2 separate regions of the Homo sapiens genome follow, and region 2 is linked to region 1. A link is a contact called in ENCODE Hi-C or POLR2A ChIA-PET data. All regions are on one chromosome and are shown on one strand. The core of a region is the stretch at or near the end of the contact, and the rest is flanking DNA. Distances in the headings are between cores, read along the strand shown.

Region 1 (5,856 bases), core at 828-3,327:
AACCCTGTCTGTACTAAAAATACAAAAATTAGGCTGGAAGCGGTGGCTCACGCCTGTAATCCCAGCACTTTGGGAGGCTGAGATGTGCGGCCAACATGGTGAAAGTCCATCTCTAAAATACAAAAAATTAGCCAGGCGTGGTGGCGCACGCCTGTAGTCCCAGCTACTCGGGAGGCTGAGACAGGAGAATCATTTGAACCCAGGAGGCAGAGGATGCAGTGAGCCAAGATCATGCCACTGTGCTGCAGCCTAGGTGACAGAGCAAGACTCCATCTCAAAAATAAATAAATAAATAAATAATAAAACACTGCTTGGCTGGGTGTGGTGGCTCACATCTGTAATCCTAGCACTTTGGGAAGCCGAGGTGGGCGGATTACCTGATGTCAGGAGTTTGAGACTAGCTGGCCCACATGGTGAAACCCCGTCTGTACTAAAAATACAAAAATATAGCTGGACGTGGTGGTGCATGCCTGTAATCCCACCTACTCAGGAGGCTGAGCAGAGATCACGCCACTGCACCCCAGCCTGGGCAACAGAGCGAGACTCCATCTCAAAAAAACCTCTGCCTCTCGGGTTCACGCAATTCTCCTGCCTCACCCTGCTGAGTAGCCGGGATCACAGGCGCACCACGCACCCAGCTAGTTTTTCTATTTTTAGTAGAGATGGGGTTTCACCATGTTGGCCAGGCTGGTCTCGAACTCCTGACCTCAAGTGATCCACCCGCCTCAGCCTCCCAAAATGTTAGGATTACAGGTGTGATCCACCACACCAGGCCACGTCAGGTTTTTGTTGTTGCTTTTAAGTAGAGATGGGTTTTTGCCATGTTGGCCAGGCTGGTCTTAATAGAACTCATGGCCTCAAGTGATCCACCAGCCTTGGCGTCACAAAGCACTGGGATTGCAGGCAAGAGCCACTGCACCTTGCTCAGGTTTTCAAAAATATGTTTTGTAGTTTTTATTTATTTATTTATTTATTTATTTTTTTGAGACAGGGTCTCCTTCTATCACTCTGGCTGGAATGCAGTGGTGCCATCCTGGTTTCCTGCAGCCTCCACGTCCTGGACTCAAAGAGATCCTCCCACCCCAGCCTCCTGAGTAGCTGGGACTACAGGCATGGGCCACCATGCCCAGCTAATTTTTTTAAAACTTTTTGTAGTGACAGGGTCTCACTATGTTGCCCAGGCTGTTCTCGAACTCCTGGCCTCAAGCAATTCTCCCACCTTGGCCTCCCAAAGTGCTGGGATTACAGGTGTGAGCCACTGTATCTTGCCTCAATAAATATTTTTTAATGAATTAATCAGCAAGTAATCTCCTCTATTTACTGTGACTCTGAGTTATGTTCAAGAGCAAGCAGTTCTTGACTTCCTTTTCTTTGTAATGATTTAGTGCTTGAAATTACTTCTACCTTTCAGCATTTTAAAATTGGTTATTATTTTCTCATTTTCATCCCCACACTCACATCGAACATGATTTCCACTATTTAAAAGTGTAAGATTTTTGTTTCAGCCTGGGATTTATCCTATTGCAAACTGCTAGCTACTATTTTCAACCTCTGTCAGCTAAATGCCAGAATGTCACTAATCAAAGGTGGTACTTAGGGGTGAAGTGAACAGTTAAGCCTCCAATTTACAAGCTTGTTTTTCCCTGGGATACTTGTGTGAAAGTCGTATGTTCCTGGGTGTGACCCTTTCGAGACAAAATCTCAACTGGTGAGTTAATTATGTATAACTATAATTAAATCAAAGATGTAGGATAACGGAGGCGTTGAAATAGTTTTTGCTAGGCAAGGGTGTGACCTTTTTAAAAAATGTATGATATATGCTGCCATTCGAGAGGCAAGGAAAACATATCTCCAAATTTCCTTCCAAGCGGTCTACCGGCATTGACAGTACCGCGGACAAAGGAGAGTACCAAATAAATACTCCTTCGAACCAACGGTATACTGAGAGCCCTGAGCTTGTGGGCGGGGCCCCGGAGCCTCCCGGGACCTAAAGGCAGAGGGGGCGTGGCTGAGGGTGGTCCAGACCTCCAGGGGCGGGGCTGAGACCTGCGAGAGGCAGGCTGGGAAGCGGCGCCATATTGGCGTCGGCCGCGCTGTATTGTCATAAATAGAGCCGGTTTTGTGGTGTTTTCACTACTCGGTTGGATGCCTCAGCCATAGTAAGTGGGAAAGTGAGCGAGCAAGCGAGCTACTAGCGACCGGAGGAAAGTGAACAGGGGGAGAAGGGAACAGCAAGAACAGGACTCCAGAGCGATAAACACTCGCTGGAGAGGGAGACGCAGGAAGCGATGAAAGAGATGTCTGCGTAAGTGGTGGGGGGCGGCGGTTGGGGTGAGGCGGGTAGGGGTGAGCTGAGGTGGTCCGACTGTGTCCTTGTTTCCGTTCCCTGTCCCTTGCGCCCTGCACGCAGCTCGCCGGGATGGTCTCCTTCCCGGCTCCCGGCCGGTCCGCAAGGGCACCTCCCCTAAACCCGGCGGCTCACCTGGCCACCCCTGCACGGACTCGGGGACTCCGGGAGTCCCCAGCTGTCCCGCCTCCGAGGACGCCCTCAGAAAAGGATGAGGAGGGAAAGAGGTGCCTGTGTCCGTAGGGAGAAATTGTCGGTCACTCGCCTGCCCCCAGCACTGTCTGAGCCCGTCTGCTCCTGTCTGCATTGGCGCAAATACCATCCCCCTGCCTCCCCCTCCTCCCTTCCCGACCGGCTGTCTCCAGGTCTTCAGGAGTGAAAGACCTATCGCAGCCCAAGGGTTTCTCTTTCATATGAGGCTACAGTCTTTTCACCGCCGTCCCCACCCTCTCCCTCACCCCCTGCTTCCCCACCTACCCACAACATCTACCGGTCTGTACCTCTTGTTCACACTTTGATAAGTCAGAAACAGTTCCCGTACTTGGCAAGATTTTGTTGTAGCTTCTTCCATTTTGGTCTATTAGGAAATAATTTAAACATGCAGAAAAATGTAGAGAATAACATAAGCATCATTTGTGGAGCCACCACCCATTTCTCCCAAAACGTAACTGTACACACATACACGTACATGCACACACGCACACACACGGTGTGTATATACGTATCTGTGTATTTATTTTAAAAAGAAATCAAGCATTCCAGATACATCTGAAGGACTCTCCTACCTCCTTCTCTGGTCCCAATCATCTCTTGCTCCAGATGTCTCCACAGTCTTGAATTTGATGTTTATCGTTGCTGCCTGTTTTTTATTTTACTTCTTTTTTTTCCGCCCTCGAATCATGGGAGCTGCATGTTTTTTAATGCTATTACTACATACACATGTGTTCATAATAACTGGCATAGTTCTAGTTGTTTTTAAACTTTATATAACTCGTATCACACTTGGAATTCTGTAACTTCTTTAGCACAACATAGTATCTCTGAGCTTTGTTCATGTTAGTATTTTAGTTGTAATTAATTAATATTAATTATTGTATTGTATTCTATTGTAGGAAAACACCCTAATTTAATTCTTTTCCTGTTAGTGACTATTTTATTTCTAAGTTTTTAATGTTACAATGTGACAGTGAACGTTCTTTTAGGTGTCTCTTTGTACGCTTGTAACTAGAATTTCTCTAGGTTGTTTGCCTGTAAGTGAAATTGATGGTTTGAAGGGAATGTGGGATTCTGTTGTTTACTTTCCCCTCCCCTCTAGATGGGGGAAGTTCAGAACCTGGATTTGGAATTTTAGGGCCAGTAGGCTAGTTGGCCAACTTTGTCAGCATACAGGTAAAAAAGTGAGGCCCGTCATCATGGTGTCAGAGCTGAAGTAGTTAGAGAGGAGAGAATGGAGTAGTGGAAAGAGGTTTTGGAGTTCAGATTCTGGCTTGTCCTCTCTTTGACTTTCAGGTACTTATCTGTAAAATGGCACTTATTCAATACCCCTTAGGATTATTGCGATTGAGTGATACTATATAGATATGTAGATAATTACTCTGTCCTATTCACTTACCGTATATATTTACATATGTATTACACAAACAATACCAAAACACTGCTCTAGCTTTCTCAGAGGTAAAAAGCCAAATCTTTAAAAAGAAATTACCACTTGAAATAACTAATTGAAGTTTTGTTTGTTCTACAACAAAATAAATACAGAAGATAAATTAACCAGTATTTTGGTTTCTGGGGTTTTTTTTTTTTTTTTTTTTTTTGAGTCATTTTGGAAGGTATACAGGCTATTTTATCTTCCATTTGATTCTTTCTCCCTCTCTGCCTAATGAGATTTTTTTTTTTTTTTTTTTTTTGAGACGGAGTTTCGCTCTTGTTGCCCAGGCTGGAGTGTGGTGGCGCGATCTTGGTTCACTGCAACCTTCGTCTCCTGGGTTCAAGCGAATCTCCTGCCTCAGCCTCCCGAGTAGCCGGGATTACAGACGTCCGCCACCATGCCCAGCTAATTTTTTGTATTTTCAGTAGAGACGGGGTTTCACCATGTTGGCCAGGCTGATCTTGAACTTCTGACCTCAAGTAATCCACCTGCCTTGGCCTCCCAGAGTACTGGGATTACAGGCATGAGGCACCACGCCCGGCCTCTAATGAGATCTTTAGCTATTACAGCGTGTCTTACTCTGTGTACTTAGTAGTGGTAAGACAGTGTTTTGACCAGTTAGAATCCAAAAACAATTAAACAATCTCTATTGTATGTTATTTTTTACAGGGCTAATTTATTCAACTTGAAAGATTGTTTCTAATTTTGAGATTACATTCTTACTCTTGGTGTTAATGGCCCTTCATGGAAGCATGGTGAAGATAAATGGTAGTGTTGGTCGTTTAGTGTGTATGTTTTTACTTTCATAGCAAAATTAGAAGTTTTGCCAACCCCTGTTGGTCCCAGAATTTATTTTGAAGTTGATTAGTTTGTGTAAACTCAAAATCTCAGAACTTGAATTGGCTGAGCGCGGGGGCTCACGCCTGTGATCCCAGCACCGTGGGAGGCCGAGACTGTTGGATCACCTGAGGTCAGGAGTTCGAGACCAGCCTGGCAACATGGCGAAACTCCGTCTCTACTAAAAATACAAAAAGTAGCTGGGTGTGGTGGCACATGCCTGTAATCCCAGCTACTTGGGAGGCTGAGGTAGGAGAATTGCTTGAACCCAGGAGGCAGAGGTTGCAGTGAGCTGAGATCTCCCCAATGCACTCCAGCCTGGGAGACAGAGAGAGACTCCATCTCAAAAAAAAAAAGAAAAAAAAGTCTCAGAACTTCTGTTGTACTTTATTCAAGACCGTAGTTTCTTGATGGCTAAGATGTTTGGAGGGTGGCTCATGTATCTTCCAAAAGATTGCCAGTAGTATAAAGAATTTTATTTCAATGTGAAGATGGTATGGGTACCAGTCTAAAATGAAGAGAATAATTAACTAGAATCACAAAGTACTAGGACTGTAAACTCTGATTCAAGCAGAGGATGTTAACCTCGGTTTCCCAAGGACAAATCTAATTGTGATTTCTTTTTAAAAGCCAGATTATTTCACAAGGACCTTCTAATGGGATGTTTTCATTTCTTTCCTGGGGAAAAAAACCCATTGTTTTTACTAAAAGCTTTATTTCAAGTGGTTGACTGCTTTTCAAAGATTCTAGAATCTGGATGGCACTTGACTTAAGTCTGCAGGGTAGTGGAGGTGGCCCTGGCACAGATCCCAATCAAACTCTGGGTTTGAGCTGAGTGGTGTTGGTACAATTGTCTTGATGCCAACACATGCTGCGCTTGGCTTGAAAAAACATCCTAACCATGAAAGCTGCAGGCAGTATGAATAGCCCCTTCATAAACATAAACATAAAATACCCATTTTTCCTTTACAAGAAAGTGTCTGCCACTACTGTTATTACTAAGTAAACTTTTAAGGTAGCTAAA
Region 2 (5,827 bases), core at 2,091-4,590, 440 kb before region 1:
TTTTTGAGATGGAGTTTCACTCTTGTCACCCAGGCTGGAGTGCAGTGGCGTGATCTCAGCTCACTGCAACCTCTGCCTCCTGGATTCAAGCAATTCTCCTGCCTCAGCCTCCCGCGTAGCTGGGATTACAGGCACCTGCCACCAAGACCAGCTAATTTTAGTATTTTTAGTAGAGATGGAGTTTCGCCATGTCGGCCAGGCTGGTCTCAAACCCCTGATGGCAGGTGATCCGCCTGCTTCAGCCTCCTGAAGTGCTGGGATTACAGGCATGAGCCACTGTACCCGGCCCCTTTTCTAATGGATAAGGGTCAAATCCATTTCTAGCCTCAAAACATACCCAAGTCCTCTCAACCTTCTGGGAGAGTAATTCCATAGATAGAAGGTGGAAAAGACAGAAAGGTTTTCAAAGAGATGCAAGAATTGACAGCAGAATAGGAAAACTTTCAAGTCATTAATTACTAATGAAATAGAGTTAATTACAGATTTGTGGAGTTTTAAAAATTTGTTTTATTTTTCTGTGTTTTGCCTAATTTGTTTAAAAAGGATGTTCAGGGTTTCTTTCTTAGTTTATTTTAAGAAACCTGCCTGAATGATTCTGTTATTCTTGGTTACTTGTTCAGTCCACGGGTATCATCAGGGCCCAGGAGGCCTCTCAGGTGTGCAAAGCCCAGCCCTACTCGATGGAAGATTATGGTCTGCCTGCACACAGAGCCTCACAGGTGGGGAAGATCAGGCCACAAGAATAGCCAGCATCATTTCAAAAGGGCCAGACATTGTGCCAAGAACTTTCCTTAACTCATCTCCAAGAATCCTACAAAAACTCATGGAGGTAGACAAGAATCTGCCCATTTACAAAGAAGAAACTGAGGCCCCAGGAGGAAAGTGTCTGAGTGTGCATTATGCCTGGGAGACTCGAAGGAGGTGGAGGGCGGCTGGACTCCTCTTGCCTGCTCTCTAAAGGGCTCGGTGAGGCTCTGGTCAGTCACACAGGCAACCCTCAAAATAAAACCGAGCTTTAAAAGGCACATAAAAGAAACTTGTTTTTCTATCTTTAGGTCATTCTGTGCCTCCATCTGCAGGGATGGAACTTGGTTTCATTAAACATGATATTTCTGTCGCTCTCTTATGTTTTTATTGTTTTGTTTTCTCTTGCTTTCAATTAAAGGATTTTTTCCCCTCCCAGAAATTCTTTGGGAATTTGAAACCCACTTCAAGGAAGGAAAAAAAAAAAAGGAAATCCATCTTACAGTATTAGTCACCAAGATGGGTGTGAAGACAACGGGCTATAAACCAAACTCGGCTCCATCTCCAAGACCAAAGAACAGTCTCTAACAAACTGCTTTGAATTTTAAGAATTAGCAATAATGCTGGCAAACCGGTTTCCTTTTCTTAAAAAATGAAATAATAATAATTTGTTTAAAACCTCCAAATTGACTCCTAATGTTACCACCAAATAAAGAACATGGGCTGAGACTTCAAGCAAAAGCCAGGATGTTCAAAAGCCAGAGAAAAACACTTAGCTATGAAAAAATAAAAATATGAGTTGGAAATAAAATCCCAGGGAAGCAAATTTGGTGTGCACTAGAGGTCTTGCATTCTACCAGCAAAAGCAGGCAGTGGTGGGAGGCAGCAGGGGCGGGAGGGTTGGGGAGTCAGGAGTGGGAGCAGGTTGTGTGGAATCTGGTGGAGTGTTTCACACTTTGAAATCAAAGAAATGGGCATGTGTAAGTGCCTGCTCTTCCTATATGACTGTCCCTCTTTGTGGCAGAGTTGTGATTAAATAATCTCCCTCTTATCATGGCCTTTGATCTCATAATCCCCTTTTCCCACACTATTAAGATACCCCATGTGTCAGCAATTCAACTTTGCGTGCTGGAACTTTATTTTTTATTTTTTTTTTTTTGCCCACACCTGCCCACACATCAGTGTCTCTGCTTTGCTTTATGCTTTGTCCATCTTGCAATGTTTTCATTAGGTGGGAGCCGTGGCGAAGGCCAGCTGCCACCCCCACATGGGGAACTCAAGCCAGCATCCCTCCTCCATGGGGCTGGAGAGGGATCACAGAAGCAAGAGGCTCCCAAGGGCTCCAGGCCTCCCTGAGAGGGAAAGTGCTGACCCAAGGGAAGGGGAAGTTCACTTGCTTAGCAGTTCTCAGGAACAGACTTTGTGTGTGTTTCACTCCTGAGCAAATGCTACTGATAGCAGCTTACTGGGGAGTTTGGCCCAAGAAGACACCGCCTACTTGTCTTTTGTGTTTAGCAACCATTTCCACTGGGTTTGCACCACTGCCCCTTTCAATCCCACCTTCTGAGTCCCATCTAAGACATCTGAACTGGCAGTCTACAATGCAAGGCCCTGGCCTGGAAATCACCTGGCAATTTCCCACCAGCCGCCTAAGGAGAAAAGAGCAGGATTCTGGAATCCAGGTTCAAATCAGCCTCACCAGGATTCTTCACAACCTTGAGCCTCAGTTTCCTCCTCTCTAAAATGAAGACTCAGTGTCTTCCTCACATGTCTTTTGTGCTAGGCTTGAATGAGAGAATAACGATACCTTTCTTAGCAAGCACTATGTGTTGAGCCTGTATGTGCATTATCTCATGAAGTTCTCACAGCACAGCCTGGCACACAATGCGTGATAGACACACAAGAAAATTATGGTTGCAAGGGAAAAAAAAAAAGAAGAAGAAGAAGCCTGGGCTCAGTGGCTCACACCTATAATCCCAGCACTTTGGGAGGCCAAGGCGGGTGGATCACTTGAGGTGAGGAGTTTGAGACCAGCCTGGCCAACATGTTGAAACCCCATCTCTACTAAAAATACAAAAATCACTCGGGCGTGGTGGCAGGCACCTGTAATCTCAGCTACTCTGGAGGCTGAGGCAAGAGAATCACTTGAACCCTGGAGGCAGAGGTTGCAGTGAGCTAAGATCACGCCATTGCACTATAGCCTGGGCAATAAGAGCAAGACTCCAACTCAAAAGAAAAGAAATCTTCCCCAAAGACACCAAGTTAATAAGCTGCAGAGCTTGAAGTACTAACCACTTCTATGTTAGCAGTGTTTGTGCTTTAACCACAATTCTAGTCTTCTGCCTGGAGATAATATTGCCAGATTTAACAACAATAACAACAACAACAACAAAAAATACCGGATGCCCAACTACGTTTGAGATTCAGATAAACAACAAAATTTTTTGGTCTAGGTATGAACCATGCAATATTTAAAAATTATTTGTTGTTTATCTGAAATGCAAATGTAGTTGAGTGTCCTGTACTTTATCTTGCAACTCTACCTGGAGATCAACTTTACAAATGCAGTTTGAAAACAGTGAAGTGCTCACTTATATGAGGAATCTAAAATAGTCTTACTAGGGGCTGGGAGGAGGGGGAACTGGAGAAGTGTTGATCAAAAGATACATGGTTTCAGTTATGCAAGATGAGTAAATCCTAGAGAGCTACTGTACGACACAGTGCATATAGTTAACAATACTATATTATACACTTAAACATTTGTTAAGAGGGTAGATCTTATGTTAAATATCCTTATTGTAGAAAAAAGGAGAGAGGAAACTTTTAGAGGCAGTGGTTAAGTTTATGGCATTGTTTGTGGTGGTGGTTTCGGGGGTATATACTTATCTTCAAGCTCATCAAGGCATTGAGTCAGCCCTCCATATCCACGGGTTCCACATCCTCAGATTCATCCAACCACCTGCCAAAAATTTTTGGGAAAAAAAGCAATAAAAAATAACAATACAGCAATTTTAAAATACAAATTTAAAAATATGCTATATTTATATCTATTTACATAGCATTTACATTGTAATAGGTATTATATGTAATCTAGAGATGATTTAAAGTATGCAGGAGGATGTGAATAGGTGATATGCAAATACCACATTGTTTTATATAGGGGACTTGGGCATCCCCAGATTTTGGTCTCTGTAGTGGTCCTGGAACCAATCCCCCAAGGATACCGAGGGATAACTGTGTACATTAAATATTTATAGCTTTTTTGTATGTTAGTCATACCTTAATTTAAAAACTATTTTAAAAGAAAGTAAGAAAATAAAAATGGTGGGCCAGGTGCAGTGGCTCATGCCTGTAATCCCAGCACTTTGGGAGGCTGAGGCCAGTGGATCACCTGAGGTCAGGAGTTCAAGACCAGCCCGACCAACATGATGAAACCCCATCCCTATTAAAAATACAAAAATTACCCAGGCGTGGTAGCCCTTGCCTGTAATCCCAGCTACTCAGGAGGCTGAGACAGGAGAATCGCTTAAACCCAGGAAGCAGAGGTTGCAGTGAGCCAAGATCACACCATTGCACTCCAGCCTGGGCAACAAGAGTGAAACTCCATCTCAAAAAAAAAAAAAAGAAAAAGAAAAGAAAAGAAAAGAAAATGAAAATGAAAATGGTGGAGTGCTACACAAAGTAAAGCTCTTTTGTTTTTAGTCATAACCCCAGTTCTAATTGGTAATGGGCAGGAGTTCCCAGCCCCAGTAGCTTTCATGGCCCATGTGGAGATCAGATAAGCTCTAAGCATATGAAACACTTGGATAAAGTTAATCAGGGTAACAAGCTAACCAAGTTAATCAGGGTAATAAGCTTAACCACCCACAAGTCCTCTCCCCACCACCACGAACACCTCCCTTCCCAATGGCTGGGAGATTTTTTTCTGGGACCTCTTCTCCTTCCCTCACCACTTAAATAGCTAAACAACAAAGTTTCACCGGCTACATTTCTGGCTACTGCATGCCAGTTTAGTAAGAGATCCTGAGGAATTTTAATGTGCAGATATGGGGCCTACCCTCAAGGCTTCACTTTGTCATTGAAGAGACAGTGTACAATTAAGTGTCGAAGCACAATGAGACAGCTCCATTTTACCAACACCTCATTCTCATCAGGCACTACCCTAGGTGATCTTGTAGAATGCTCCCAGCACCTGGTCCAGGAATCACCCACAGCCAGCCGCCATCGAGGCAGCTGGAAACCTCCAGAGAGCTCCCATCCTACTGCTGTCAGAGATGCCAGGCGAGGCCCTGATTTCTTATCTGATGGATAATTAATGTTACCAATTTGAGTATATTAGGATAAGAGGCCCTACCCTTTCCCATCTCACTTCCTCATAGAAATCTCCTACGACTGATCAAGATGGTCATGCCTCAGTTCAAACTGGACAGGGTCTTAGAATGTGACCTCTCTTGGGACACACCCTATCCCCAGAATAAGAACAGAAAATGGCTCTATTATTCCTCATTTGTGGACAGAGAGGAGAAAACAGTGTCCGAGTTTCCTTTCCCTAATGCAGGTTTGAGCTTCTACCAGCAGGGTCAGCCTCCACCTCCCAGACCACTTGCACCTAGACTTTCACTTCCACCTGGCTAGCAGCTGCCCTGCCCTACAGACTCATGCTCTGCCTTTTTCTTGTTATAGATGCCTAATCTTTTCTCATTTTTCTCCACAATTCCAGTTGATAACTGTAATCAACCTTCTCTCACTGTAGAAGAGGTCTGAGGTAATGTAATCCCCTGCTTTCATAAGCAGTGGAAGGACAGGATTCAAGGAGAGTTTTCCAACATCTAAGAAAAACAGAGCAGAATATAGCAAGGACAAAGGAGCCACGCTATTTCCAATTTCCCACGTGGCTTCTTCCAACTCAGCCTCTGGGAACACTGGGAGCATTATGCCTACACACTTAACTGTATTAGGACAGCCAGCCTTTCTAAGAATGGTTTCTGCTCATGCAATTCCAAGAAGTTTCTCTCCCTTTTCCTGTTTCTCAACCTGGCCTCAATTCATCTCTTACTTAGGGAGTGCAAAGGAACCCTTTGCA

What was found. Hi-C counts contacts between places; a loop is a spot of excess contacts on that map. ChIA-PET counts read pairs that join two places held with the same protein, here RNA polymerase II (POLR2A). Pooled maps may share reads with other maps.
Region 2: a loop to region 1 is called in a pooled map, with 6 times the contacts of the local background. The contact joins the enhancer-like site here to the promoter of PAPOLG in region 1. A Hi-C loop is called at or near these places in 1 of 37 single-sample maps with no recorded cell type and 4 of 50 pooled maps. POLR2A ChIA-PET finds 5 or more read pairs at or near these places in 1 of 52 experiments (OCI-LY7).

What each region holds. Positions count from the first base shown.
Region 1 is chr2:60,754,191-60,760,046 of GRCh38, forward strand. PAPOLG (poly(A) polymerase gamma) reads left to right here and starts at 2,078. Exons shown (of 22, transcript NM_022894.4): 1 at 2,078-2,305. The coding sequence starts at 2,289. RefSeq lists enhancers at 1,994-2,303, 4,938-5,437.
Region 2 is chr2:60,308,316-60,314,142 of GRCh38, forward strand. No RefSeq gene overlaps it. Among named protein-coding and RNA genes, the nearest start is that of MIR4432, 76 kb to the right of the region's middle. RefSeq lists an enhancer at 2,902-2,971. Within about 2 kb of position 3,341, at least 2 of the 41 ENCODE cell types and tissues checked have a DNase peak (open chromatin) inside an H3K27ac peak, as active enhancers do; they include OCI-LY7, where a contact is called at or near this core.